Linked DNA regions of Mus musculus: region 2 is linked to region 1. A link is a loop called in an ENCODE intact Hi-C map of the cell type or tissue named here. Cell type or tissue: heart. All regions are shown on one strand. Links, peaks and the distances in the headings refer to the core of each region. The heading gives the core; the rest is flanking DNA.

What was found. Peaks named below come from ENCODE experiments on the same cell type or tissue, not always from the same donor. Only the 100,000 strongest peaks of a DNase experiment are listed, where the experiment ranks them.
Region 2: a loop joins it to region 1, with 4 times the contacts of the local background. A loop is called at or near these places in 11 of 42 quality-filtered maps.

The regions. Positions count from the first base shown.
Region 1 is chr15:42,696,781-42,712,231 of GRCm38, forward strand. It overlaps Gm41314 (a long non-coding RNA gene), which reads left to right and starts at 7,975. Exons shown (of 4, transcript XR_875324.1): 1 at 7,975-8,405; 2 at 9,244-9,322. In heart, for the core only: a CTCF peak has its summit at 7,987 (motif pointing left); no DNase peak of the experiment used is centred there.
Region 2 is chr15:42,904,556-42,920,006 of GRCm38, forward strand. The region is part of intron 1 of Gm46505 (a long non-coding RNA gene); the gene reads right to left. Among named protein-coding and RNA genes, the nearest start is that of Gm41315, 30 kb to the right of the region's middle. In heart, for the core only: a CTCF peak has its summit at 9,755 (motif pointing left); no DNase peak of the experiment used is centred there.

The DNA of each region.
Region 1 (15,451 bases), core at 5,225-10,224:
CTCAGTCAGAGACCGTGCCTTGTGGGTAAAGCAGAGATCAATAAATGAAGACATATGACATCTTGTTATAGCCTCATCATACCTGTATATTCACACACACACACACACACACAGAGAGAGAGAGAGAGAGAGAGACAGACAGACAGACAGACAGAGGCCCTGACTCAGCTGGATAGTCTCCTACTTATTACATTGCTGTACACTCATTCTTGTTCACAACTAGAGAGATCTGAGGCAGAGGGCTTTGGGCATAGCAGAGCAATGGGAAATTAATTCTGAAGGTGGCTGATCATTGCTGGAGAAATCCATGTGGTTATTAAAGAGCCAAAGTTAGATTCTAAGAATCACAGTCATTTCTTATTTAAGGAATCTCCCAAATAAGGGGCTCATATCACTTTCTTGTTACAACACACTGACTGCTCTGAGTTCTACATGTGCAATGTGTCTAGCTATGTACACCCAGGACTATTATAGACAGTAATGACCTAGGTTTAGTTTGACCTATCTTAAAACTCAAAAATAGCCACAAGTATTGAGGATAACAACAAACTATTGTTAGAAATCAAAAGGTTCAGTTAATCCTAAATTTGAGCCATTTAAGTATAAAGTGAATCCACTGTCCTTGCTATCTTGCAGTTCAAATTTTTATTAATATTTTGCTTTTTACATACAAACATTTTGTTAGATTACTTAAATTATTGTACTGGTAAATATATGATGGCACCTCCAAACATTTTGTTTCACTCCTTTAGAGTTCTCTTTCCTACCAGCTCTTAAAGGATTGTCTTTCCCACCAGTTCTTACATTGTGTGGTCTTCCTGCAAGCTCTAGGACTGGTAACTTAGAATGACTTGACAATGAACAATTAGTCAAAGTGCAGTTTTGTACATGGCTAATTCTCTAAAAGCAATTCCTTAGAACGGTCCCCACCCCCATCCCCAGCACATGCCTTCTGATAAAGCTGTGTATGTTGTTCCAAATGAGTATCCTTACCCACTCAGAGAGATTGCACTGCAGGAAGTGTGTTTCTCTCACACCTGAGTCACTTAAGTATTACACTTTTATGTCCCCTACACATTGTTAAGTGTCAAACTCTTCGTGACAGCTTTGTTACAAATGTCCCTCGGTGTTCTGGATCTCAACAAGAAGCTCCACTTACAACTCACTTTCCCGAGTCATCAGAGAGTCATTTATCTTCTCGGCCTCCGCGTCCAATCAATCATCTGCTCTTGCTGATTTTCACCTCCTAATTAAACAAGAGAGGGAAATTTATCAGATTTGGGTTTCCTACAGTTCTGGAGTGTTTCTCAATCACTTGCCTCCTCTTCATCACTGTCATCTGTTAATGAAGGTCAGATCTACCCATCTCCCTTCAGGCCACCCCAGGGCTATTGCAATGAGATATTAATTCTTGTGTCCGTCTAACTTTTTTTTTCCCTAACATTCTTTCTTTATCCTGAATGGACGATATTCTATACATACTTTAGTGTACTCAAAGATTCTCTGATGTCTCTATATATAGTTTCTCAAGTGTAGCTCACAAAATGTGTCATTCAAGATGGTCTGTGTCATCATCATCTGTGTTCAAATTCATTTACAAAAGTATTCATGTTGCATTCTCTGCTTACACAACCATAAAGATCTGAGACATAATACAGGTTCCCAAAAGCCATGAAGTAAAGAAATCTGTTTAATGGTCTTGCATTAGACTAGACGATTGTGCCATCCTCAAATTCATATATTTAAAGTTTAATCCCAGTTGGATGGCATTTGAAGACGGGGACTTTGTTTTTATGTTCTGGGGATGGAATCCACATGAATGATATTAATGCCAGTGAAAGAGAGCTAATCTGGAAGTGTAAGATTGTAATCCCAGCTATTTGTAATGCTGAGAGAAATCATAACATATCTGTAGCCTGGGCTACAGATTGTATTCAAATCTAAAGTGGACAACACAGCATAAAAACTAAAATTAAGGCTGCGGATATATCATAGGAATGGAATGCTTCCTCTGTCTATTTGATGCCCTAAACTCAATCTGCAGAGAAAGAGAGATGGAGAGAAAGAGAAAGAAAAAGACAGACAGACAGATGGAAAAAAGAAAGATAGAAACAAAGAAAAAAAGAAACAGCGAGACACAGAGAGACAGAGAGAAACAGAGAAGAGACAGGCAGAGATAGAAACTCTTTCTACTATGGTAGTATATATCAAGAAGTCTACTGTCTATAGCGCAGAGGAGAGCCCCCACCAAACCAAATCACCCTGAGCCCTTGACGTCAGATCTCAACCTACACAATGGTGAGAAGCAAGTTTCTATTGTTTATGAGACACTCTTCCTTCATCATTTTATTAAGTAAGCTCAAACTGCCTGAGACATTTGAATAATCAAGCATGTTTTATATACATTTAACTAATGATTCTTACTTTTCAGCTGACAGCCATTAACAACTAGTGGAACAAAATTTGAAAATGTGGGCCTCTGGCAATCTGCTCATTCTAGGGCAGGAAAGTGCAGACCGATCCAGTCTACTGCTCCTTCAGTACTTTCCTTCCTCCTCACCTTCCTTTTGCATTCTGGGAATCCTGGTTGACTTACAGTTCCTCACAGACAGCATGTGTCTTCTCATTTACCATTGGCATGCTGCTGTTTTCACCTGAAGTGCCCTATTCTAGCCCCGCCCCTACTTCCACCTCTCCTGGACTACTCATTTTCAAAATACATCTTAAGTTTCATATCCTCAAGGAAACTCTGACAATCTAATCTGGCTATGTTTTTTCTCATAATGTCCTCATAGCAGGCACTGCCTTTTAACTAAAGCCAACTTACATCTCTCATTTAAGCACCCTTCCTTGGTAGTACAAAATGAGTACCTAGTCAAGTAAACTTACCAGGTAAACTGTAAAGTCTTTTGAAATGTGTAAAATGTCATAATTCTTCAATATTTCAAAAATATATTTGGAAATTTTTTAATAAGGAGTACTATGTATTTCCCATCCTGTATAAATAAAGTCTGCTTACTTGTTAATGTTGTTACTGGGTTTTTGTGCCCTTTTTCTTTCTCATTTGCATTTGCGTATTTCAAATATCATATCAGATTTTCAAACACGTATTCTCTCCTAAGAATGAGGAAGAAAAAGAAGCAAAATATTCACCACAGCAACGTTCTTCTGTAAAAATTAGCACACCATGTTAGGTCCTGGAATCTGACCAGACCTTAAAATTAGTGTTAGGATACTGAACCTGTCTTTGCCAGATTTTATTTAATCCACAGCTGCTCTTCATTTCATTTGCTTTCAACTTATCAAACCTGTTTGGGCTATGAAGCAGATCTGAGCCAATCCTACTGTTCAGCTGCTTATAAAGCACGACAGCTTGTATTCTGGGTAAAATTACTTTATGCCACATGTTTCTGTTAACTGTCAACTCACTTATATTCAGAAGATAAGTTCCCAAGAGCAAGCAGCAATCATTAACTAAGTGTGAAATAGTCAACTTACTTATGGGTAGATATTGTGCCTATAGATATCATGTACAATAAAAGCTTGAGCTGAATAATTATTTACTCTTTTACTTACTCAACTAATGCATGCTGAGGACCCACTATGTGCTGGTTCTCTGCAATTCCCAAAGACTATCACAGTATAATAATAAATACAGCAATGCTATAAACAATGGCTACTTGTGTACACTCTATTTGACATGCCATGCTAAGCCATATATGTGTCTCAGATCATTCCCTTTATAGAAAAATTCATAACATGTGTATGTTGCTGTTCTATATTAAGATGCCAACACTTAGACACACTGATTCTTCATGTGAAGTCAGAATTGGCAAACAGCAAAGCCACAGTTTGATCCAGAGTCCTTAGAACTCCTACGTTCTGTTCCCAAGCATTACTGATACCATTGCCACTGTGCATTGTATCATAACCCCCAGTCCTGCTCTCTCCTGGACCCATACTGTGAAAATGAACAGTGTCAGGCAGGGATCACTTCAATGATTTTTAGGTAACAAAGGCTAATTAAATCAAATAAAAATGATAGGTTTTTGAATCAGACAACTTTTGAGCATATGGTGATGTTAGTATTTGATGAATATTAACTGATGGTAGTTAATGACAAACTATAGTTAATGTAGTTGCACTGCATGACCCTTGAGGTACCTTCCAAGCAAGAGAGTCTGTGATTAAAGAAGTGGCTGAATCTAGTTGTTCCTAGATTCTATCTCTAGACTGTCTCTTGAAAAATAATCACATTTTGTTCAGGCTATTTTCATAGTAGTAAACTGGGCTAAATAAGACACTTAAAAAGAGGTCACTCATAAAAGAGTGGCTCAAGAGGGACAAACATCATCTCTAATTGGATTCCATGTCAATAAAGAACTAACGATTAAAACTACATGGCTGATACGTCACTTGGCATAATGGAAGGACCACAAAAGGAAAAGTATTGATTTGTCTAATTGTATAACTCATAAGATCTCCAAAAATGCTCATCTATACTTTTCTAAATCCAATGTGTCAAAAATTCCTTCAGAAGACTTTGGTCAGCTCAGTTTGTAGGAATTTGATTGGTGCAGAAAACTATGGTTGATCTTGAATATACTTAAAAAGATAATTCTTGGACTTCATGCAAATTCCTTTTTGTTCTGTAACTTCAACTCCTGCTTAGACACATCATCTCATCATAATCCATAATCCATAATCAAGAACACTTGGACAATTTCCTCCTAGCTAAGTTATTAGGATGGTTTCCTGGGTTATAGACTATTCCCAACCTAATGGCCACTCATTGGCAAGAGAAAGAAGTCCCCTTTGTAATTAACAGGAAAACATAACAAAACAAAATCTACATAGTATTCCAACATTTTGACCATATTTACCAGGTCTTTGACCTATTTACCTTTCCATAAACTTAGAGTTAAAGTACAAATCCTATACTGGGGTTTATAAGTTTTGTTTAACAAATCCTATACTGGGGTTTATAAGTTTTGTTTAACATACTTATCAGTGGAGAGGAATCATTCTAGATGTCCCCAAGTCTGAGTTGCTATAACATGTCTTGAGCCAAACTCCATTTATGCACAAAAACTTTCATTCTGGGCTTCATGGCAAGGGCTGGGATATTGTGTACCAATTCATATCTTTAATGTATCTTTTTCCCCGTTGGAAACAATATTTTCACAGGAATTTTGGAGCTGGGTCAACCAGTGATCTGAATTATATTTAAACGTGGTCCTGATGTTTTTTAAAGGAGCATTTTTAGCAAACCAAACAAAATGCTTACATAAGCCAGGAAAGGTTGTAGCAACAATATGATCATGCTATAATTATTGCCATTTAAGAAAAATAGAGATTGTATGAATAGAACCAGGGAGTTGACCAACTGTTTAGGCTTCAGATGGAAGCACTCCAATGAAAATCTGCCTGGTGATTAAAGTGCCGACCTTGAGAAACACAAATCTTACACCAGAGCCTACCTCTGTCACTCACTGAGTGACCTTGGCCATGTTACAGTGCTCTCTCTTTCCACAAGTCTACCTCACAGAACTATAATGTGGTTTCAATGTGCTAATGTATTTCGACATTCTCATTCCCCTGCTTGGCACATAAGAACCACTCTGTAGTGTGTGCTGGGTTTTATTCATTCAGCTATTGAAAGTCTACAATTGTCAAAGACGGACAAATGTAAAGCAATAAACAAGAAAAACTACACAGTGGTGAGAAATGGTTTTGTTACGTTTTGGAAAAAAGTTTTTAAGTTTTGTGTTTTTGTGTGCTCTTAGATAGTTTGGGGACAGATGCTATTTTCTTGGATAGCTTGCATGCATCCTGTCAAGATGAAATGTCCATTTAAATGTCTTTAAGTGACATTTAGGATATAATAGTTAATTTGTATTGGCTTATTTATCTCTGCCACAGGTCAGTTCTGAAAACACAGGGCATACATACTGGAACAGTAATGAAGTTAAGGCTACCAGAGTTCTTTATGAGCCTTGTGACGACTGAGATCATATGATGGACAGCTGAAGAGAACAGGAGGATTAGAGGCAGCTCTGAAAACAGCACCTTTGGAACCAATGTGTCTCTGCAACGAGAAACCTTTGCTCAAGCACGTGCTACAATGTTCAGTGTCTGTAGAAGTCAAGAGACAGGATCTCCTTGGGACTCTGCTTCTGGTCATTCGCTCACTTAGGAACTTGATCTCTGGGACAGCATATACAAAGGCTTATGATTCACTTAGAAAACATACAACTCTGTATGTGCATGTATGGGACACAGAATGTGCTGAATTATAGATACAAACACATATATAATTACATGTATTATTTAAATTTAGTGTGTTATGTATTATATATTTATATTAAATAGAGAGAATATAATATATATTTCTAAATATATTTAATTATATATACATAATTATGTATACGTACATATATATGTTTTCATATTCTCGGTTCTCATAAGTGAACATTAAGAAAACAATCACTCCTAACCTCAGCTTTCTCATTCACAAAATAAGGTTCTTAAATAGAAATGGATCCCAATGCATTCCACTTTGTAGGCAGTATGATTCTTTTTTACCCCTCAGCTAATAATTACCTTTTAATTATCTGAAGAATGTAAAACCAATTTTTATTTAAAAATTAGTGTGAGTATATACATGGAAAAAGTGTACTGTGAATGAGTGTTTGAGTTGAGGTTTAGAAGACTATTTTTCAGCTGGGGAACAAAGTACGAATAAACACAAACAAAATTTTATTTCAAGGGAACTGACCAGGTGGGATGATTATACAAAATAGATGCAAATTAACAATGAAGGTTTTACAATCAGAACTATATGACTTTAAATCCTAGGCTCATGACAGTGCTAGGGGATAGATTATTATGAAATCTTTCGGGTCAGTCTTTATTGTCAAAGGACAGCACATACTTGTTGCTCTATTGAAAAGATCAACGCCACATCATCTAGCATGGGAACTGCTTCATTGAACACCTTCAAATATTACCTGTGTGCCGATCCTCTCTACAAGTGTTTCTGCTGAGGATAAGAACTTGTGGGTTCACCAAAAGCAACCATGACTTACAGGAATACTTTTTGGAAATATGTACTTCACAATTATTATCAGCTTGTACTTTAGGGTCTCACATTTATATACAAATTCCAGGTCTGTCATGTATTATTTACTTATTTACATTCTGAGAAAGGCAGTCTTTCTTCTCCTAACTAGATGGTATGAGGTTTATGAAAGAAAGTGTAGCACAGCCTCTAGTACGTAGCAACCGAATACATGATAGTCGCTTTAGCACACTTATATTCTTCAAGCTTGGAGTAGTTAATGGAATGAAAAGGCATGTCAATCAATATTTCTGGAGAAACGAATGAGAAGACGAATATTCCTTGGTTGTTGAACTACACGCAGACTCTCAATGTCTTCTTGGAGTGAGGCAGGTCCTAGGATCTCACAGCTTCCTATAGAAGGCATGTCATTTTCAAAGACGTCTTACTTGACATGTAAACAATGCCCAGTAAACCTCTTGTGTTCTTTTTATGGAAGCAGCTAGCAGCTAGGGGTTGTACATGTTTTTGTTTTTTTTCCACTCAGTTATAAAACTGTTTCATGATACTTTTCTTAGGTGTTCAGTCAAATGGGGGTGCTCAAAAAGGAGAAAATGGGACTGAAAGCTTTAGGAAATCTAAAATGAAGTTGAGTTAGCTCCATTGAGTATTCCTGAAGTAGTTATACAAAAAAGACCTAAAAAAAGTGTTCACTTCATACATAAGCATGTTTTTAAATGTGTGAAAGACATTAAATGAATAAAAATGAACAAGCCACCATTAAAAATTTATACTTCATTGGATAATCTATAGGATCCAAAGTTAACAAAAATTTTATTACTAAAAATCTTTAAATGCAATTAAATCATTTTAGACCAACTTTTAATCATCAATTATGTGTGGGCTCCCTCTGCTGGATCTTCACACTCTGAATACTGGGAGAGGTTTAGTACCATATAGTTAGTTACCTAACCAAAAACTTTACTCATATTGTTGCAATAAACATAAAATGACCATGCCCAATTTCAAACCCACAGTTCAATATTTTGTCAGATGATGAAGTTAAAATCAGTTGTAGCTGTAATTTTCATCATCATTGAGAAACAGGGCTTTTATTTGGGTTTGGGTCAGAGTGTAAGTGTTTTGAGTGCTTTAGTTTATCTTTTGAAAGGGTGTAGATGCTCTTTGTAGAGGGTCACATGTGGTCCATGGTGCTGGTTGCCAGGGTAACCATGTCCTCTGTCTGTACATGTCAAGGCCAATTGCTTCTTTGGAGACAACTGGATTATCAGTTGGAAGGAAACAGAAAGAATGCAAATTACGATGTTGCCATTGCTTCAGAAAGGTATGGTTATATGAAGCCGACTCAGAGGCATCTTCATATCCATAGCAAGTTTCTTTAATGTTAACAACATTGTCATTGTTTTTCACTCACCAGTCCACCCTGGTGAATGCTTAGCCACCTCCTTCTTTTGAAGCAGAGGGTTCTTTATTTGCTGAGCTTGAAAAAGGATGTGAGAACAAGAATGTTCATTAATATAGTTAGAACTTTTCTCTACCTTCAGCCATAAGCTATTAACCCAAAACACTGTTAATGTGTTATCTTTCCAATATACAAAGCATATCTAATAAAGTTTTCTCTTCAAGAATATGGCACAGTGATCCTGAATTCAGGCACTACGCTCTAACAATTGTTGGAAGAGAGTTGTAATTAAGATAAGTTTCACTTTAAGACTAGCAAAGTCTTGGTTAGCTTTGTCTTTAGGAAGAACATAATTAAAATGTTTTATTGTAGACCAGAATCTGATTTGGTCCTTCTAATGTAGTTTCTTATAATGAGATGTCCAAAATTAAATTTTGTTTTTCATCAGCTTATGTAAAGTACAATTTATGTGTGAAAATTTACAAATATTATACTTTATTGTTATTATTATTACTAATGTTTTTTTTATAGTTAAGACAGTGTGTGGTCATGTCTCCTAGGTTGCTTGAGCCAGCTATCCTCCTGTCTCAGTTTCCCAAATGTTGTAATTGTAGGCATGTGACACCATCCTGGTTTATTATTTAACTTTTATCACTGAGTTTCCAAACCCATTTAACAAGATAAATTTTACATCATACATAAACACAACCATAAAATGTATCAATGGTTCTAAAATAAGCCTTTTTTATAATCTTCACAGAGTTCATTAAAGTGAAAGGCACCATTGATAATTGATGCCCCTTTGATGCCTTGGACAAGCAAGGTGTTGAGAGATGCAGGTAAGGGCTGCTATCCAGCTCTGGACACAAGGGCTAATGTCGGGGACATAAATGCCAAGACTCTATTCTCTGAGACAAGATTTAGGAGCCTCGTGAGATTATTGATTAATAAGAATGGAAAAGAGCTCAAAGTGAAGGTGTTCTGTAAGTAGAGAGACCCGTGGAATTTTAAAGTCACAATATGCAAAATAGATATAAAATAGTTTATAATCTTAGAATGATAATATTAAGAACATATTGAGTTAAGAAAAGAATGTTAAAATTAATCTCACCAGTTTGTTTAACTTGGAACCTTAAAACTACTTTGTTTTGCCCAGTGTTGGACAGGATGATTCTAATTGCTCTCATAAAGGAGCTCTTTCAGAGGAATCATAGAAGACAGAGATTAGAATGTGTAGGCTATAGAAAGAGTGTTGAGGAACACCCATAATTAGCAGGTGCATTAAAAAATAGGGAAACTGGCAAGAGATGAGGGAGTGATCTGGGACAAGAGTGTCAAAGAATGTGGTCAGACATGTGTTGCAGAGTGCCAGGGAGGAGAAGGTAGTTAGGTTTGCTAGATAGGGAACCACTGGCCATTGAACCTGTGACAGAATAGTTGTAGTGGGAGCCAGTTTGAAAACCAGCTAGGGACAAGGGTCAAAATTATTCTTTCAAGAAAGTAAAAAAAACATGTGAGTATTAGTATGGTTAGGAGGAGAAACCAGTGGAGGGGCAAAGACTCAAGATCATTTAGATCCTCAGTACCAGTTTTCCAATTAATTCACTTAGGCGGGATTTGGGGTACCCTGTAAAGATGGTTACAAAGAAGGAAACAAGCTTCCAGATGTATTACCTACAATTTTTATCTGTAACATCTATGCAGTATCTAAGATTCTTTACTGTGTTATCACTATTCTCTGAGATGGTGCAGTCTGAGAGCTACCAGCAGGAGGCTGTGGGTTTTACACCTGAGAGAATTGGGATAGTCACTGGAGAGGCAATCACTTTGGAAAAATAAAGGACTTGGAAGAAAGTATTAGTGAGGGAGTGGATTTGGGGGTACTCTGGCATGGCTCTGCTTCCAGACTTACCCAAGGACATCACTCAAAGAAAATGGAGATAAGGGAGCCTTTTGTTGTTGTTTGGATATAAATGAAACTGTAGAAAGCTCTTATGGGCTGGTAATATTTTTTCTTCCAAAAGTTAACATGCAGATGCCATAACCTCCAAATGCAGTTATATTTGGAGATGGTACCTAAGGCAGTAATCAAAGCTCCATAATAGAGTAGGACTATCCATAGGGAAAGAGACATCAATCTCCTCCCTCCTGCCCTCTCTTCCTCCCTCCCCTTTTCCCTCCACACTCTCTCCCCCAACACTGATAAGAGGCCTTGAGCCTTGGCCATAGACTTCCAGTTTCCTAACAGTAAGAAAATATGGCCATGTTTATAAATTACAGTCTGTGATATATTGAAATGACACTGAACAGATGAAGAGAAGAGAACCACAACTCTAGGTCTCTTACTTGTTGTCCTCCTGCCTCAAGCACTCTGCATGCTAGACTTTCAGGATTACTACTATATAAGGCTTAGAATATATATAGTGTTTCCAAAGCCAGGAGAAGAGATATCTGGAAGATGACAGGAGTGAATAGCCACTTTATACCTAGTGCTAATTGCTGACCTTGGTCTCACCTCTGTGCCATGCAGCACCGCGTCAAGTGCTGCATGTTTTGGTTATGGCCTAGGGGCTGGGCTTCCGCATGATACCCCTGTGCATCAACAGGCCGAAGACCGGCATTTTTCTCCCATGGGGATACCTGCTTACTATGACCTACTCATCGAAACTGCCAGTGCTGTTTTTCAAGCCTGTATCACTCATGAATTAGCTTTACCAAGACTCTCTACCCATCACCCACCATTGTGTGAGCCATTTATCTATAGTTAACCCTTCAACATGTACACTATATTACAGATTTCTTACTCCTTTGACTTCTCTGGTTGAACACTGGCTGATACAGAACTAAAATCTTAGAAAAAAGGAGGTGAACCTTGGAAATCAGGAAATAGATATTACGTTTGTTCATTCATGTATGTATTTATGGTTGGTGTCATACTCATATGTCGCATGAGAAATGGATCTTGACAAGTTTACATTTAAGCAGGCAAGTGCAATAAAAGCTGTCCACATGTTTTCAAGAGGGTCCAATACAGTCACCATCATCTACCTTGCTTGGATTTCAAAGGAATGTTGATTTGAGATTGTGGTTTATTGTCTACAAGGTACATTAGAGGACAACGAGAAAACGAATCTGTCCTTTGGGCCTCAAAATATATCTGAGCAAGTAAAAGGAGCAACTGACATGTGGAAAGTATTTAGGGGAAAATGTGGGGCTCTTACATTTTAAAACTGTTATTCATGTCTAACATCACCTACTCACTGTCTGTTACTGAAAACCAGCTCACTGCCACACATTCTCCCCTAGTTTCATTTCTATTCCTCTGATTGCCTTAAGAAAAGCTATTTGAGAAGGAAGGGTTAGTTTTATCCTATAATTTCAGGTTATATTCTAACTGTCGGGAAATCACAGCAGCAGAAATTTGAAATATGTAGTCACATCATATCCACAGTAAAGAAGAGATGGCAATTACTATATATGCATGCAATCATTGTTTATTGTTTGTGCTTAGCTACATTTCCCCCATCCATAATTCCGGACCCCTTGCCTAAAGAATAGTGTCACTTGCAGTGGCCTGGGTCTTCCCACATCAATTAACTTAATTAGAACAATCCTCCACAGACATGCCACGGACCAACAAAAACTAGATATTCCTCACTTCTGCTCTTTTCTCTGGGTGGTGGTTGTAAGTTATGCCAAGTTCACAACTAAACTGAGACATCACATTCTACTGACAATAATTTCCTAGGCACCTGAATAACATGTCTCAACAGCATCTCCTATTTTTTCCCACTTCTCTTGGTACCCATGGTGTCCTCTCTCACTGCCTCTCCCACTGGTTATTAAATCATGTAACTTCTGCAAGACTGCATCTAGAGCGAATACCTTCTTCTATAGCTCTGAAGCCATAGTCATAAGTTCAACTGTGTCTTTCTCTAAGGTATTTTCATGATCTTGCTGATAGATATTTTTTTAATCGCTTGATACTTTTTCCCCATAGAATTTTACTGGACATATAGGATCTTCTCAAACTCCTACCTAAGCATCACCAAGTTCCGCACAGAAACATTACATTTGTCCATCTTTCCTCTCTCCCTCCACCCCTGTATGTACATCATCATGAATTTTCTTGCATGTATTTAGGTAAAGATATGTGGGTGCACATAAACATGTGTGTACATGAATGGAAGCCTGAGGTTGATGTTGGGAATTTTCTCCATCCCCTTTCCACATAATTCACTGAAGAAGATTTCTCAATCAGTAATATCACTAGCCTTGCTAGCCAGCCTAATTCTGGACTTTTCTGCCTTCCAATGCTAGAAATACAGACAGCCTGCCATGTCTTCCTGGCATTTCAAGATGTTTTTGAGGATTTGAACTCTAGTCCCTATATTTGTATGGAAAGCATTTAACTGCAGAGCCATCTCCCCTGCACCAGAAATATTTCAGTCTCCTTAATTAACAACAATTACAATTATTCTGATGCCTTCCTTTTTTGTTTGATTTTGAACTATTATCTCCTAAATGGCTGTGGCAGCAATATATTGATAACTACTCTGATTGGCATGCAGGAATGGCTTATAGAGGCTAATGAATTTATTTGTTTATAGTTAATTTATTTGTGTTTGTTTATTTGTGAGAGTGTACACACACACATACCAGCATGGACACATACATATGCTATTGGAACATGTGTGCGGGTGTTCAGAGGTCTGAAGAGTGAGTCATATCATCTGGAATTATGGGTAGTTGTAAGATACCTGATATAGGTTCTGTAAACTGATCTCTGGTTCTCTGCAAGGCTAGAGCTAGAGAGGTCAAGGACATAACAAGAATATATCCACAGAATCAACTAACCAGGGCCCTTAGGGGTTCACAGAGATGGAAGCAACAATTGGCGACCCTGTATGAGTTTGACCTAGGTTGTCGGCATACATGTTATGGTTGTGTAGCTGAGCATTACTGTGGGATTCTTAACAGTGTGAGTGGGACATGTCTCTGACTCTTTCTGCTGCTCTTGGAAACTATTTCCTCCTACTGGGTTGCCTCATCCAGCCCTGATAAAAGGTTTTGTATCTAGTCTTACTGTAACTTGTTCTGCTGTGTTCAGTTGATATCCCTGGGAGACTCTTTTCTGAAGGGAAACTAAGGAAGAGTGGATATAGGAAAGAGGGGAGGTGGAAGGGGTAAGACTGGGAGGAGGGGAAAGAAAGGCAACTGAGTTCTGATGTAATATATGAAATAACAACAACAACATCAACAATAATAACTATAATAATTATAGAATGAAATATTAACCACTGATCCATATCCTCAGCCCTAAGGAAAGTTAATTAGGTAAATAAATTCATAAGAACATCATGGAGTACTGTATCTAAGATAGAAACATAACACATTCTGATGTATGTGAATGGTTTTCATATGTATGTGTGTGCATAATTGAGAACGGGATGAGTGTGCATAGATGTGAAGGTCAGAGATCAACATTTTCCTTAGTCACTTTCCACCTTACATTTTGAGACAGAGTCACTAAACTTGTAGCTCACCTATTCAAGTAGACTGGCTAGTAGGTGAGCCCCAGTGGTGGCCCTGTCTCCACTTTCCCACTGCTGGGATTATAATGCTTACCTCCATGTCTGATGCCACATGCTCTAAGGAGATCTTCCTTCCATTGAGAGCACTTTCCAGAAGAGTGACCTTCCCAGCACACATCCCCCCGCCCCATGATGGTTATTATCCAGTCTTTCACACTACCCCATAGGCATTTGTTTCATATATAAAGTACAACAATAAAGAACATTTCCTAATATTTCACACTAGAACTTCTATTTAAGAGAGTATTCCAGTAATTATTAGTAAACAGTCCTCAATATACTGTAGGCTGGCTAGTGAAGCCAATCAAATTATGTCATAGAAGTTATTTTTCACATATCTGATAGATTTTTTTTTGTATCACATCCTAAAAATTCACTTCTTTATAAAATTTGGTTCAGTTAATTTAGTATTGCAGCAGATTTGCAACAAATTTGAGATAACTACCTTTCCTTTAATTTCCTTTCTTCTTCACCTCTCTATCGTATCCTGACCAAATGACCCTGTTGACTCCCTTAAATAAAAGAATGCCAACTATTTAGAGGGCACTGGGTCTGAGGTTGGGCCCAAAGTTTGTCCTAACTTTTATTCATTGTGGGATATTTACCAGGAATAACAACCACTTGCCCTCCCTATGTCTCCAGGGAGATGGATTTGGCTTTTGGAAGTCACAGTTACACTAGAGACAAAGAGCAACAGGATAAGCATTTCAGTGTTTTATTTTCAAGGAGAATGTATTTACTGAGAGTCAAATCAACAGAATAGAGTGAACTGAAAACTAGGAAATCTGTTTTTAAAGTTACAAAAAATGATATAGGGCCAAGAGTAGTAGTGAGGGAAGTATACAGGGAAGAAATGAGTAACATTTTCTTTGGATAAAGAGACAGAATTTTAGAACACTTTTGGGAGAGAAATATAAGCTATAGTTTAATGTTCAGGAAAATACTTGCTTGGAGACTGAAGAGGAGGCTCAGTGTTTATGAACACTTGTTCTAGAAGATGTCCTGGGTTCAGTTCCCGGCATCCCCTCAGTGCCTCATAATCACCCCTAACTCCATTGCTGGGAAACTTGACATGCTCTTCTGAATTTCTAGCGAGCCAGGTACATGCTTGATATACATACCTACATGCAGGCAAAACACCCCCGAACTTAAAATACAATAAATCTAAAAAACTCTTTACAAAAATTTGTATTTCAATAATGTTAATAAAATTCTTGACTGTATTGTGACAACAGATGAACTCAATTTTCTGAAAAGTAAGATGGCTTATAGAGTAATAAAAATAGATTGCACATGCCAACAACATCGCACAAACAGATGGATTATGGGATGCAAACCATGGCAGAGAGGCAAAGATTGCACCTAGACACAGAC
Region 2 (15,451 bases), core at 6,668-11,667, 210 kb after region 1:
CCATAAGGGTATATAGCAGTGGTTGTCAACCTTCCTAATGCTACACCCTTTTAATAGATTCCTTCATGTAGTGGCCTTCAGCCACAAAATTATTTTTGTTGCACTTCTTAACTATAATTTTGCTACTATTATGGATCATAGTATAAATTTCTGTGTTTTGAGAGGTCTTAGACAACAATCCATGTGAAAGGGTCTTCAACCCCAAAGTGATTTGAACGCACAGGTTGAGAACCACTGGTATATAGGAATTATTTGCAACAAATAGTGCTACCTTCTTACACATATGGTGAGATAATCAGAAGTGAGTAACCCACTATAAGTAATTAAGTCACTTGTTCTTTACAGTTTACCTTTGGAATGCTGGATAATATTCCATCTCCTTTTTCCTCTTGTATTCCAGACTGCCACAGTGGAAGAGGTCTGTTTGAATTTACTCTAAACACACCAACAGAGATTCTTTGTGTTTTTTCTCTCTTTTTTTCAATAATGTATTTATTTATTCACTTTACATCCCAACCAAAGCTCCCTTATCTTTCCTCCCAGTTGAACTCTTACAAATCACCCCATAACCTGCCCTGCTCCTAGAGCAGGGGAAGTTCCCCTTGGGTACCACTGACCTTGTGACATCAAGGCCCAGTCAGACTAAGTCTGTCCTCTCCTGCTGAGGCTCCACAGGCAGTCTGGCTAGGGGAAGGGAATACAGTCATGCCTCTGAATCATTTTTTTTTCTAATGGTCAATTTTAAAATGGTCTGTCTTTATAAAAAGAAATTCAAAGAGACTTGGCTTATTTGCTTAGCTTAAACCATAAAACCATTTATGATCTGCATTTTCTGAAGTTCAGAGCAATGATTCTGTGTAGTTCAAGCAACAAACTCTGCCTTGTAATTTCAACATACCATCTCATTAAATTAATCCTTTGAGATTGATGCAATTGCTTCAGTAGAATTTGACTCTTCTTGCATTTGACTTGATGATGGTTTTTCAGCTCTATTTTCTCCTAGCTCGGTTTTGATTCTTCAGGTGTATTTGTGTTGTTTCCAGAACAGCCTGGCTAACTAAGGTAGCTGGAATTGCCATGCTCTTCATTCAGTGATCCCGGCAATTCCAGTTCAGGCTTAAAGTGAAGACCAAGTGAAGAAGATAACAGAAGTCAGGTTCTGGTTTCCAAATGCAGGTGTACCCACATGAACCTATATATGTACACATGTACACCATACATAAAGATACCTAAAGAATCAAAACCCAGCTAGGAGAAAATAGAGCTGAGAAACAGGTGACAGGCAGCTTGCATGCCTACCCTGATTTTTGCTTATTGGCTTTAAACTTGTTTTTCATGTAATCCATTTTGATCATATTCTTTCCCCACCCCCATCTCTTCCCAGATTCTACCAGTCTCCTTATTCACCCAAATGCATGTTATTTCTTTTTCTCAAAAAACAACCACAAACAAAAAAATAAAAGGGCAAGGAAAAAGAACAAACAAACAACAATTAAATCAAAGCCAGAAAAAAAAAAACATTTAAAAAATCATTTGAATCTGGTTAATGTTGGCCAACTACTTCTAAGGTTGGGGCCTTCTCTGACTGCTTTTTCTTAAAAAATGGGATTTTGGAGATCTGAACTCGCCTTTTCATACATGAAGTATATCTCCCTAGGCCTGATCTGATCAATTTGAAAAAACATTTTGCTTAACAACAAGAAACAGAAAAATGAAAATGGAATCAAAATGCAATCTGTCACAGCTTCTTGTCCAGTGAAACCAATCAATGAGATAAATTCAAGAGTGCCCTTATCCTGAGGGAGTAGAAGGTGTTTCTTGGGGCTTACTTGAAAGCCTTCTCTCCAAAGAGTTCTCCTTCATGCAGTGGTCGAGAGGAGGCACTAAACAGGTACAGAGATCTGCAGCCAGGGCTTACCTCTGAGAACCAAATCTTTTCTTCTTGTTCTTTAATTTCTTTCATTTAAGTCTTTAATATAATCTATTTTGATCATACTATTTCCCCTCTCTAACACTTTATCTCCTACTCACCCAATTTCATGTCTTAATTAATTATCTTCATCAATATGACATTTTATTTTGTCTAATTCTCTCTTTGTGTCACTTTGTTGAAAATAGATTTTCTCATACATTATACTATACCCTGATTATAGTTTCCCCTTCTCCCACTTCTCACAGTTCCTCTACCTCCCACCCCCTCCGCATTTCCTCTCTTTCTGTCTCTCTTTAGAAAAGAGCAGATTTCTAAGAGATAACAATCAAATAATGAGAAAATAAATTATAGACAGATGAAACAAAAACTATCATATTGAAGTTGGACACAGCAAGCTAAGAGGAGAAGAGTCCCAAGATCAGGCTCGAGAGTCAGAGACCCACTCATTCTCACAGTCAGAAGCCCCATAAAATACTAAATTAATATCTATAATATATGCACAGAAGACTTGGTGCTACCTTACATAGCCCTATGCTTTCTGCTTCAGACGCTGTGAGATCACACGTGCCTTGCTTAGTTGATTCAGAGGACCTGGCTCTCCTGACTCTCACAGTCCTTTCTATTTTTTTCCTCTTTGTTGAGATTCTCTGAGCTCTGAAGAGAAGGATTTGATGGGAATATCCAATTCAGATGCTCTCTTCACATAATGTCTGGTTAAGGATCCCTGTATCTGTTCATGACTGCTGCCAGAGGAAGCCTCTCTAACGATGACCTGTGAGCATAGCAGAATATCATCAGGAGTCATCATTTTGTTGATACTTTTCATTTCCAGACCAAGAATGTTTAGTTTTACCCTCAGTCTCTGGGCTATTTAGTCTCTGGTTCTTGGTTACTCAAACTGTGTCAAATATGGATTCCTTCTAATGGAGTGGGCCTTAAGTCAAAGCACACATGTGTTGGCTACTTCCTTAAGCTGAACCAAGTATTTACCTAGCCCATTAGATTTATTCTCTATTAACACAAGTCCTACTGAAAAGTGATTACTGTAAACCATCAAACCACCCACACCAAGTCAACTGAAGTTAACCAAAAGCTTCATACTCAAATGAAATGAACTCATTTTCCACATTCTCTTGCTACCAGTCTTTCTTTGTTCCCAGAAGTGCATCCACCTTAGAAGATCACATTATGCCTATCTGTTTTTTTTCCTGTACTTTTAAGATTAAGAGACAAATGGATGATTAGGGAAAAAACAAAAACAACTACATTAACTCCTCCCCAGATGCACAGGAGTGAGGGGATGAACATACTTTATCTAGTAAGACAAGGTGAGTGTATGATTGAACCAAGCTATGTTATTTAGCTGTCTCTGCTTGGAGGTGGTTGAAGCTGCTGAGCAGGCACTGTATTGAGAGGACTGGAGTGCCTTCTCCTATGATGTTCTGTTAGTGTGCATATCTTCCTTCAATTTCAGTCTGTAGTATAAAGCTCAACAGAGAAACCGATTACTATTGTTATAAACATGTCAAATTGTAAAGATCTCCCTGGTTACTTGTGGCTTGTGATCACAGAGTTTTGAGACAGACACAGAAGCATCTGAGTTTGAGACCATGCTAGTCCACATAGTATTTTTTGAGGGAAGTCTGTGCTTCATGATTAGAACCTGTCTTTAAAACAAGGCCAAAAAATTTCTACAGGAGATGCTCCACTGCAATGTGTCTGGCATCTGTAGCAAGATCAATATATTGTAAGTGGCAAGTTGTCTTTTAGAATCAGCAAAATACACCCAGAGGGTTTGCTGCATTCCCCTTCTAAGCCAAATTCTTTCAGCTAACCTATTAGCACTCATCACCTCTAGTTTTTCTCTGCTGCATTTGTTTACTCTGCTTTGCTTACTGTCTCTCTTCCTCTACTTCTCCTAGAAGGCAAACGTCAGGATAAATCAGAGCTGTCTTGTACATGGCACGCTCTATGACAAGGGCCCAAATCACACTAGACATCCAGGGAATACTTAGCCAAGGCTATGGAATTAATTATCTGAGTAATGCAAACTGCAGCATACAGCACTGTTAACACCAACTAGCCCTGAGAAACCAGGAAAATTTAGACAATTCCTTGGTTGGATACCTCTTTTCAATAGTGTTTCCTCCAACATTTGAATTTTCATAGACATTTGTCAAGCATCTACACCTGGGCTATGAGTAAGTAAATATTTGCAAAACTGAATTTCTGGATAGAAAGCATAGTTTGTAAATAAAAGTAAACCTGTGTGGTTGACAAAATATGAACCCTGTATTTATTCACCAAATTAAATGTTCTCTGAGTCTCTAGAGCATGACGGACACATGACACCAATTGTTGCTGGGACACCGGGGTTCTTCCAGGTAGAACATATGCCTCTAAGTTTTTTACAAAGAACGAAGCTCATGTTGGGTGAGCCTATAAGAGGTTACAGACTGAATCCATTCTACTCCAGAATTTTAGCATCACCCTCCCTTTTTTTTCACTATGGAAGACGCATCAGTACTTTATTTTTCATGTCTGTACAAGGAACATGTCTTGGCCATGGAGAATGTTTATGCTTATAAAAACGATTTATCCAGTGGAGGAAAAACCCAGTGTTTAGGGTGTAATGCTGTGGATTAGAGTGACTTTTTTTTTCCTACGGGCAAAATGATCTTGTGCTTAGTGTCCACAATTTAGTCACCTCAGATATAAAACAAGGATAATAAGCAATACCTCCTAGGCATTAATAAAAATAGGCAAGGCCATTGTGGGGCTTAATAGAACACTCTACTATTCCAATTCTTTAACAGATTTAAAATATGCAACCAAGCCTTTCTTATTTCCGGTCAGAAATCAAACCGATGATGCTTTCATCTGTGGGTAGGAAAATGGTTTGGAACGTAAAACTACAGTCTACACAGAGATAGAGTAAGGTTTGGCATTCTTCATAGGGAAAGCTCGGGGGAAAATGATTACGAGCTTTTCATAAAGATTTTCAGCATTTCAAACTCTCTCTTCTATTATGTGAATTTTCATAGCTGTGGAGACAGACCTACCGACACTGAAGTCAAAACATTGGAACAAACTCATCCCTTCTCTAGCCTTTATGGAATACCTCGAACCACCGTTGAATGGAGAGGTATTTCATGTTCCCTGCAATTTTCTCATTTAAAATTACAATTCAATGGTTTCAATATATCCACAAAATTCTAAACCAACACCACAATTTTATATTTTCAGTATCCCTTTACTCCTAAACCCAATGCCCATACTCACTTCTCTTCAACAACCCTAGCCCCATCGAACCACGAATGCATTTTGTGTGCCTATGGCTTTGGTTTGGTTGTATTTCAAACAGTGTCCCATTGTGTATCCTTAGCTTTGTAGTCCACTCTGTAGTCCAGATTGATCCCCAACTTGAGATCCTCCTGTTTCAGCCTCTGAGGACATCGATTATGGGGATATGCCTATAATCATGACTCCATGCTATGTTTTTTTAGGACAGATCTGAGGGTTAAATCAATGGGTGAACTAACATGACATAGAGTGTATAATGTTGTTTTACAATGCAAATTTGAATCATTTCTCGAACAGGTAGAAATTCAGATGTTAAGATGTATATAAGAGACAGATGGTATTGTCAACATGTGTTGCTGTTCAGGTAGATGTAAATCACACATTTAACTCTTACCCACAGTGAAGCTGAGGTGCAGAACAACACACTAGCTGTTCACAACCTATCTGAGAAAAGAGTATGTGGATAAGATGAGATCGGGTGTGTTTGTGGTTGTATGACTGGAGACAATGCAGATAAAGAGGAAGCCTGAAGAGTGTATAGGGTAAGAAGACCAAATGGTTAGGTCTGTGGGTATACAGGAGAAGAAAGGACTCTGGCAACTGAGGCAGATAAGAAAAGAAAGCTCGTTTAGGCAGAAAGAGACAGGCAGAGAACAGTGGGCAAGGATTTTAATTTTAATCTCCAAATAAAAATTCTCAAAACATGGAATGATCAATTGTAAGTATATAATGTTCTTAATAGTTGAGTAGTATTTCATTGTGTAAATGAACCACATTTTCTGTATCCATTCTTCTGTCTTCTGGGTTGTTTACAGCTTCTGGCTATCACAAACAAGGCTGCTATGAACATAGTGGAACATGTGCCACTGTTGCATAGTGGGGTACCTTTTGGGTATATTCCCAAGAGTGGTATTGCTGGGTCTTCAGGTAGATCTATTTCCAATTTTCTGAGGAATCTCCCGATTGATTTCGAGAGTGACTGTAACAGTTTGCAATCCATCCAGCAATCGAGGAGTGTTCCTCTTTCTCCACATCCTCATTAACATATGTTGTCACCTGAGGCTTTGATTTTAGCCATTCTGATTGGTGTAAGGTAGAATCTCAGAGTCATTTTGATTTGCATTTCTTTGATCACTAAGGACTTTGAACATTTCTGTTTCTCAGCCATTTGAGATTCTTCTTGTAAATTCTCGGTTTAGTTCAATACTCCATTTTTTATTGGGTTGTTTGGTTTTTTGGTGGTTAGGTTCTTGAGTTCTTTACATATTTTGCATATTAGCCCTCTATCGCATGTTGGGTTAGTGAAGATTTTTTTCCCAATCTAGAGGTTGCTGATTTGTCTTATTAACTATGTCCTTTGCATTACAAAAGCTTTCCAGTTTAATGAGGTCCCATTTATCCATTCTTGATCTTAGAACTTGAGCCACTGGAGTTCTGTTTAGAAAATTTTCACCTGTGCCAATGAGTTTATGCTACTCAGCTATTAAGAATGAGGACATCCTGAGCTTTGCAGGCAAATGGATGGAACTAGAATCATCCTGAGTGAGGTAACTCAGACTCAAAAGGTCATGTATGGTATGTACTCACTAATAAGTTGATATTTGCAAAACAAAAAAAGTGCTGAATAACCAAGATACAGTCCACAGAACTCATAAAGGTCAACAAGCTGAAGCGCCCAAGTGAGGATGCCTCAGTTCCACTTGGAGGGAGAAGAAAGCAACCACAAGTGGGGAGGGAGGGACCTGGGAGGGAAAGAGGAAGTGGGGGACAGAAAGGGGAACATGATTGGGTATTGGGTGGGAGAAAAGGATTGAAATCCCTGAGGGCCAACAGAAAGAATGGAAACATGCAATGGAAACCTCAGGAGGTAGGAGGTTTTAGGGACCCTCCAGAATATACCAGAGACACGGGGAGGTGAGAGACTCTTAGGACTCAAAGGAAGCAGCCTTAGATGAAATGCCCTACATCAGGGAGAGGAAACTTGTAGAGCCCACCTCCAGCAGAAAGACAGAGCATCAAGTGAAGGATAGGGTTGTCATCCCGCAGTCAAAACTCTGACCAATAATTGTTCCTGTCTGAAAGAACTGCAGGGATGGAAATGGAGAGGGGCCTGAGGAAAAGAAGGTCCAGCAACAAGCCCAAAATGAGATCCAACTCAAGGGGAGGCCCCAAGACCTGACACTATTACTGAGGCTCTCACAGAAAGGGACCTATCATGACTGTCCTCTGAAAGACTCAACAAGCAGCTGAAAGAGTCAGAGGTAGATATTTGCACCCAACCAAAGGACAGAAGCTGCTGACCCCTGTGGTTGAATTAGGGAAAGGCTGGAAGAAGCTGAGAAGAAAGGTGACTCTATAGGAGGACCATCAGTCTCAATTAATCTGGACCCCTGAGATCTTTCAGATACTGGAACACCAACCAGGCAGCATACAACAGCTGTTATGAGGTCCCCAACACATATACAGCAAATAACTGCCAGGTCTGGGTTTAGTCAGAGAAGATGTGCCTGCAGAGAGAGACTGGAGACTCCAGGGAGTTTAGAGGTCTGGTGGGATAGGGGTGGGAGGTAGGGACATCCTCTGTGAAGACAGGGGACAGGGAGGAGGTATGGGATGTGGTATGAGAGTGGACTGGGAGAGAAATAAAATCTGGAGTTTTAAATAAATAAATAGGAAACAATCAAATAAACACATATGTCATAGAGACAAAAAATAAGTATATAATGTATATTACATACATTTAGAATTATGTATCGTTCAGAAATCAGTATGTGGAATGTATTTTTCCCTTTAGCACTGAGAATTGAGCAGAGAGTCTTCCCCTTACTAGCAAGTCCCCTACTGCCAGGTGACATCATCAGCCCTAAAACGTGTTTGCACAAACAAGATCTATGTGAGCCACATGTGAACAGCTTGTTTGTTTTGTGTTCCTCATTATTAACTGTCAAATTTTGTTGTAAGGATGATGTTGCAACTTCTGAAATCAAGAAAATCAAATACCAGAAAACTACAGGGAAAAAGAAAAGAACAACTCTTTACACTATCATCAGAGTAAGACTGGCAGCACAGGAGTCTCAGTCTGGACTCTAACACTATGTCAACCCATTGCCTCTGCTAGAAGTTCTCCAGGGGCTTCTTTAAAAGTGATTGCTGTTCTGTGCCTTGCTTCTGGATCAAATGAAATAAACAAGGCAGAGGCTCCATTGATGGATGCTATACCGAGTGCTAGGCCAGATGGTGTTAATACACGGCACTGAGCTCACCTTTGATGGATGGAAAGATAGAGAAGCAGATGAAGTCTGCTCCCTCCCTGCGGCTCCACACAAGCAGGGCAGTGGGCCCAGTTATTTCACCAAGGGCACCATGCAAAACCACACACTCATACCTCCTGGGACCGCAGTGACAAGGTTATCAAGACTGAATGCCCAACAGGACCACTTAAATGTTTTTTAAAACTCCATGCTGGGCTTTACCTGAAAAAAGCCTTATGCAGGCTTACAATTCTCACAAGTGCTTGGTAATCCTAGTGCTACTTGAGGAAGGGGGGGGGGGGGGCACACCCTTCAAGGATGAGGACCAGTGGTGCAGAAAGGGGTTAAGATCATCACATTCTCTAAGCATAAAATACATCTGCCACAAGTCCACAATGACACTGGTTATTCTCAGTTCCCTTCGGCCACTGAGGTCAGACATCAGGGCTGGGGCAGAGGACTGGGGACAATGGCAGTGACGTGCTTGCTGGACTGAATATTAATGCTGCATTGTTTGATTTCCATACCAACTAGTGTGCAATAACAATACAAAAATAAGGTTGGAAATATTATTTTAAACTTTCACCCATTTTTTAAAAGCTGAACTCTGCTGCATCTTCATTTGTTCTTGATTCTGATACTTTTATGATTCACTGCATCCTGGGGGTAGATGGATGTGAGCTAAGAATGACTGGAGGACCTGGGCTGCCAAAATGCCTATTTATGTACATTTTTTTTTCTCTGAAAGTACCAGAAATTCTGCCCCTGAAGGGCATTTGTGTCCTGCTGTGTCTCAGGAGGGATTTAATAGTTGAGTAATTGGGAAATTAAAACCAAGAGTTTGGCTTTTCCAACGTAATTCTAAATGAGGTTTACTTATGTTTTCTTCATTGGACATCTCCTATTTGTGCTTTTGCGGATCCTGCCTTCATTCAATACATCTAGATTGTATTCTGACTTTTCAAAGGCACAGAGGGAAATGTAATTCTTTGCTCTCTGAGGGATGTTTTAAAAATACATCAAGCTATATTAAATTTACGATGATCTTGCTAATAACAACATCAAAACAAACTTCAAAATCTGAAAAATTGAAAGGGAGTAAACACGTCGGAAATGAAAAGATCAATGTTATAACAACATGAATCCAGAATCCAGAAATGCCCTAATAATAATAATAACAACAATGCTCAGGGTTTTACACTTGCAGAAGGTTCCTCCCAGAGCCCGTAGTTGCTGAAATCCCAGACCTGCTCTGTGGCTGCCCTCTACTGGCCAAATTGCAAAGTGCTACTCAAAACAGAGACTATACTGAACTTTCAGCAAAACATTTCCAGTATTATACATATGTTTTCAGGGTTTGTAGAAGTTTTGTGTGGTCTTTAATGACACCACTTCTGTATAAAAGAAATATTTCACTTGTGCTTAAACATTTTTGACACCAGCTTGAGTTTTAAGTCTGTAATCGTTATTGTCTAAGGGGGTTTCCAACGATGATTACAAAAGTAATCCTTGACCACACACAAGGAATTCAGTATATTGTAAAATATGATTCACTATTGTCAGGCTGTGAAAGACATATAGGGTTTAAATATGTAGCTGCATTCCATGTCATTTATCATTTTAAACTTCAGTTTATTTACATGGATAGCAACCAAGGATAGATATATGGAGCATTTGTTTTAATTATTGGAAACTGATAATCTGGCTTGTAACACTTCAAAGTTTGTTAGTCAGCAGAGGGGACCAGAGAGATGGCTCAGTTACCCATGCAAGCATGATGACCTGAGTTCAAAACTCTAGCTCATACACAGAAATCAGCCATGACTGAACATACCTGTAACACTGGCATAGGGAAGAAGACAGAGGAGATAGGCAGGTTCTGGAAGCTCACTGGCCAACAAGCCTAGCTGAAAGAACAAGTTTCAGGTTTCCTGAGATAATTGATCTAAAGAGAATAAGGTAGAAAGCAATAGAGGAAGACCTCAATGGAATCTTCCTCCGGTTTCCATATGTTCATGCATAGACACATTATCTACATACTAATATGCATCCATCACATACAAACACAGAAACACACACAGGGAGAGAGAAAGAGAGAGAGACAGAGACAGAGACAGAGAGAGAGAGAGAGAGAGAGAGAGAGGGAGGGAGGGAGAGAGAATAACAATAATAAAATAAAAATAATCAACAAACATCGGTTGCTGGGCAGTGAGTATGGGGGAATAGAGAATGGGAGAAAATCCACGTCCCGCCAGAGTTCCAGTGCTATGGGTGGGCAGAAGTGGAGGTGTGCCACACTGCACCCTTTCCACACTGCCCCGGGTGGGTGTCTGGCTGTGGGAAGCTATGGACCCAGCCCGTGGGGAGGGGACGGATGAGGGGCAGTCCTAGGTCTCTGGACCTCACAGACCAGAGATAACAGGTTCTCGGTCTCGGGTATCCCAGATGCCGCTGGATACCACGGAAGAGCTAAGAACAAAACGGGGGCCCTGGTGGCACCTGGGCCTTGGGACCAAAGAGAAGAGAGGTCAGGGGGAGAGGGGCCACTGGATGGTTCCCATGTGGGTGAGAGTCCTTGGTCCGGTCCATGGCTAGAGCACAGGAAGGCCTTCCAGTGGGAGGTTAGACATGGCTCTTTAGCGGAAAGCCTATTCCATCGTTCAAGCATGGTGGGCCTTGATGGGTAGAGACAGTCTATGGTTTTAGAGTTTTATTGTAGAAAGGCAGGGGGAAGAGAGAAGGTAGAAAAAGGGAAAGAGGCTGGCCATGGCCATGTGGAGGGGGGAGGAAGGGAGAGAGAGAAGGAGGGCTAGAGAGGAGATTAAGAAAGGTGAGAGCTAACCAGGCGTGGTGGCGCATGCCTTTAATCCCAGCACTTGGGAGGCAGAGGCAGGTGGATTTCTGAGTTCGAGTTAAGCCTGGTCTACAAAGTGAGTTCCAGGACAGCCAGGGCTATACAGAGAAACCCTGTCTCAAAAACAAACAAAAAAAGAAAGAAAGAAAGAAAGAAAGAAAGAAAGAAAGAAAGAAAGAAAGAAAGAAAGAAAGAAAGAAAGAAAGAAAGAAAAGAAAGGTGAGAGCTAAAGAGAGCAAGAAGGGGCAGAGCAGCTCCTTTTATAGTGGGCTGGGCTATCAGGTAACTGTGGGGAGGACCATACCTGGCTATAGTCAGGTAACTGTGGGGGTGAAGTCTAAAAGGCCAGAAGCTTGGGAAATTGTCTGTATGACTTATAGTCACAGAATTATGGAGTTGGGTGCTCTGTAGTGTCAGGCACCTATCTCTGGGAATGTGGCTCATTGTTCCATCCTTTATAGAGTTTCCTACTGGGTCACGGGAGCAAGCCTCATTCAACCAAAACAGGCTGCCTTTCACAGCCCCACAATTGGTCATTGATATTTCTCAACAAAAAAGAGAACTACAAACCAATTTTCCATAACAAAACAGATGCAAAAATTCTCAATAAAATACTTATAAATCAAATTAAAACCATCAAAAAATATCATCCACCATGATCAGTTAGGCTTCATTCCAGAGATGCAGAGATGGTTCAACATACTTAAATCAATAAACATAATCCTTCACATAAACAAACTAAAAGACAGACACCACAAATTCATCTCATTAGATGCACAAATGGCCTTTGATACAAATCCAACACTTTCATGATAAAAGATATGTAGATATAGAGACACAAAGGACACATCTCAGCATAATAAAGGCAGTTTAGAGCAGACCCATAACTAACATCAACTTAAATAGAGAAAAACTCAAAGCAACTCCAGTAAAGTCAGGAAGAAGACAAAACTGTCCACTCTTTACATATCTATCCAATATAGCACTTGAAATCTTAGCTAGAGCAATAAGACCCAATATTAGAAATACAACTGGAAAGGAAAAAGCCAAAGTGAACTTATTTGCAGATGATATGATACTATTCATGTGTCCCAATAATTCCACAGAAACTCCTACAGCTGGTAAAATACTTTTGGCAAAGTAGATGGATACAAAATTAACTCACAAAAATCATAGCACTCCTATTTACAAATGCTGAACACTGTGAGAAAGAAATCATAGAAACACCTTTCACAATAATATAAAATTTCATGGGATACCTCTAGCCAAACAAGTGAAATACTTGAATGATAAAACCTTCAAGTAATTGAAAATATTAAGAGGATGAAAAGATATTCCATGTTTGCTGATCAGTAGGATTAACACAGTAAAAATATTAGTCATCCTACTAAAAGCCATTTACAGATTCAATGTAATCCCCATCAAAATTCCAACACAATTCTTGACAAATCTTGAAAGGACAATTTTCATCTTTGTGTGGAAACACAAAACATCCAGGATAGCTAAAACAATTCTGGATAATAAAAGAACTGCTCAACATATCATCATTCCCCATTTTAAGATGCACTACTAAGTCATTGTAATAAAAACATTCATGTTGATTTAATTGAAGACACAGATAAAAACTCACACACCTATGGATATGTTTTTATAAAGAAGCCAAAAAATACACTGGGATACAGCATCTTCAACTAATGATGCTAGGAAAACTGGATGTCTGAATGTTGAAGAATGTAAATAGATCCATACTTACCACCCTGCATAAAACTTATGCCCAAATGGATCAAAGATGGCAACATAATACCAGATACACTGAGCCTGACAGAAGAAAAAAAGGGAGCATACTTTTGAACTCATTGGTACAAGAAAGAGTTTCTGAACACCAATGACTCAGGCACTACTAAGATCAACAATTAATAAATGGGGCCTCAGAAACTGAGAGGCTTCTCTAAGGACTAGACACAGACATGTGGACAAGCGACAGTCTACAGAATGGGAAAACATTTTTATTAAGTATGCATCTGATGGAGGGTTAATATTCCAAATATATAAGGAACTAAGAAACTAGATGTCAAAAAAACCACAAATAAACCAATATAAAATGGTGTACAAATCTAAACAGAAAATTGTCAATAAAGAAACATCAAATGTCAGGGATGCCCTTAAACATTCAACATCCATAGCCATCAGTGATATGTAAATCAAAATTACTTTGAGATGTCACCTTACACCTGTCAGAATGGATAGATCAACAAAACAAGTGAAGATCCTGCTGGCAAGGATGTGGAGTAAGAGGATCATTCATGCATTGCTAGTGAGAGCGCAATGGACAGCCCCTGTGCAAATCAATATGGCCATTTCTCAGAAACCTGGGAATCAATCTACCTCAAGGTCCAGCTCTCCCACTCTTGGGCATATACCCAAAGGATCCTTCTTCCCACCACAAAGACACTTGCTCAAGCATTTTCACTACTGCTCTATTCATAACAGCCAGATAGTGGAAACATCCTAGGTGTCCCTTAACAGAAAAATAGATAAAGAAAATGTGGTACATTTATAAAATGGAGTATTTTCTTAAAATGACATCATGAAATATGTAGCCAAAAATGACTGGAACTAGAAAGAACATCCTGAGTGAGGTATTTGCAGTATTCCCATCTGCTGCGGGAGGAAGCTTCTCTAATTATGACTGACCAAAACACTGATCTACACGTATAACAAAATATTATTAGGAGCCATGTTATTATTATATTTTTTTTCTGGCCCAGTAAGACAAATATGGTATGTGCCCCTCATATAGCTAAGTCAATGATAACAAAAATATAATCTGTAGAATGGAGAGCAAGTAAGACTAGAGGGAAAGACAGATTTCATCAGAAAAGTGAGATAAAATAAATACTGGTGGATGGGTGGCTAGAACAAAAGGATCAAGTTAAGAGTGGAAGAGGAGAGGGGGTTGTGCAAGGGGATACAGGGAGAGACAGTTAAAATTAAGGGCCATTAGACAGGTAATATGGAAATCTAATATAGTAGAAACTAATTAATATATATATATATGTATATATATATATATATATATATATATATATATATATATATATATATATATATATGAAGGTGAACCAAATAAAATTGCTAAGTAATGGGGAAGACAGAGCCCCTAGTGGCCATCTTTTGTCACCAAACAAAGTACTGGGACTGGGTTACATCTAATTAAATTGTTGGCCAAAGAGAACTTATGGGAATCTCCAAACAACCAAAGCTATAGGTCAAGACTATAGGTGGCTCTCCACAAACTGAAAGCAAGGCCCAGTTGTTGAAGACAATATCTATACAACTCCAATAAAATGAAGATGTTGAGCTGGTTCTTACATAGAGCATCCACACCTATGTTTTAGTGTCTTTGGTACAGAGAGATACTCTACATGCTACGAAAAGAAAATTGCAAACACCAACTTATCCAGAAACTCTTTGACCTCCAATGGTATACTGCCTGTAAGATATGCTAGGGCAATAATGGCAAAAAACTTGTGGGAGTAACTACCCAATAACTGATTTGATTAAAGTGTACTCCATTAGATGGTACCCCTTGGTACCATCTTAGTAGGGGAGGGTACTCCATACCCAACCCTGCTTGGGTGACAAAGACTCAGGAACTAGAGAGCCCAGAGACCTAGGATAAAACCAAATAATACTGGTTTGAAAGGATGGAGAGGGGAAATGATTCTATATTCTGTATATACTCTGATATACTCATAGTTCAATGTCACCAAAAGAGAGGCTTCCTCCTATTGCAGATGGGATCAAATAACAAAGGTTTACTGCCAGACAATATGCAGACAGATAGAGCGTGACCTTAGAACACTCAGCCTTAAATGAGATTCACCATCAAATCCTCCCCTCAGAGCTCATTGAACTCCACGGAAGAGGAGGCAAAAAGATTGTCAGAGCCAGAGGAGATGAAGAACACCAAGAAAACAAGGCCCTCCAAAACAACATGAACAAAGTTCTTATGAACTCACAGAGGCTGAATCAGCATGCATAGAGCTTTTACAGTCTGCACCAGGTCCTCTACATATATTTCATGGCTTCCAGTTTAGTAATGATTCT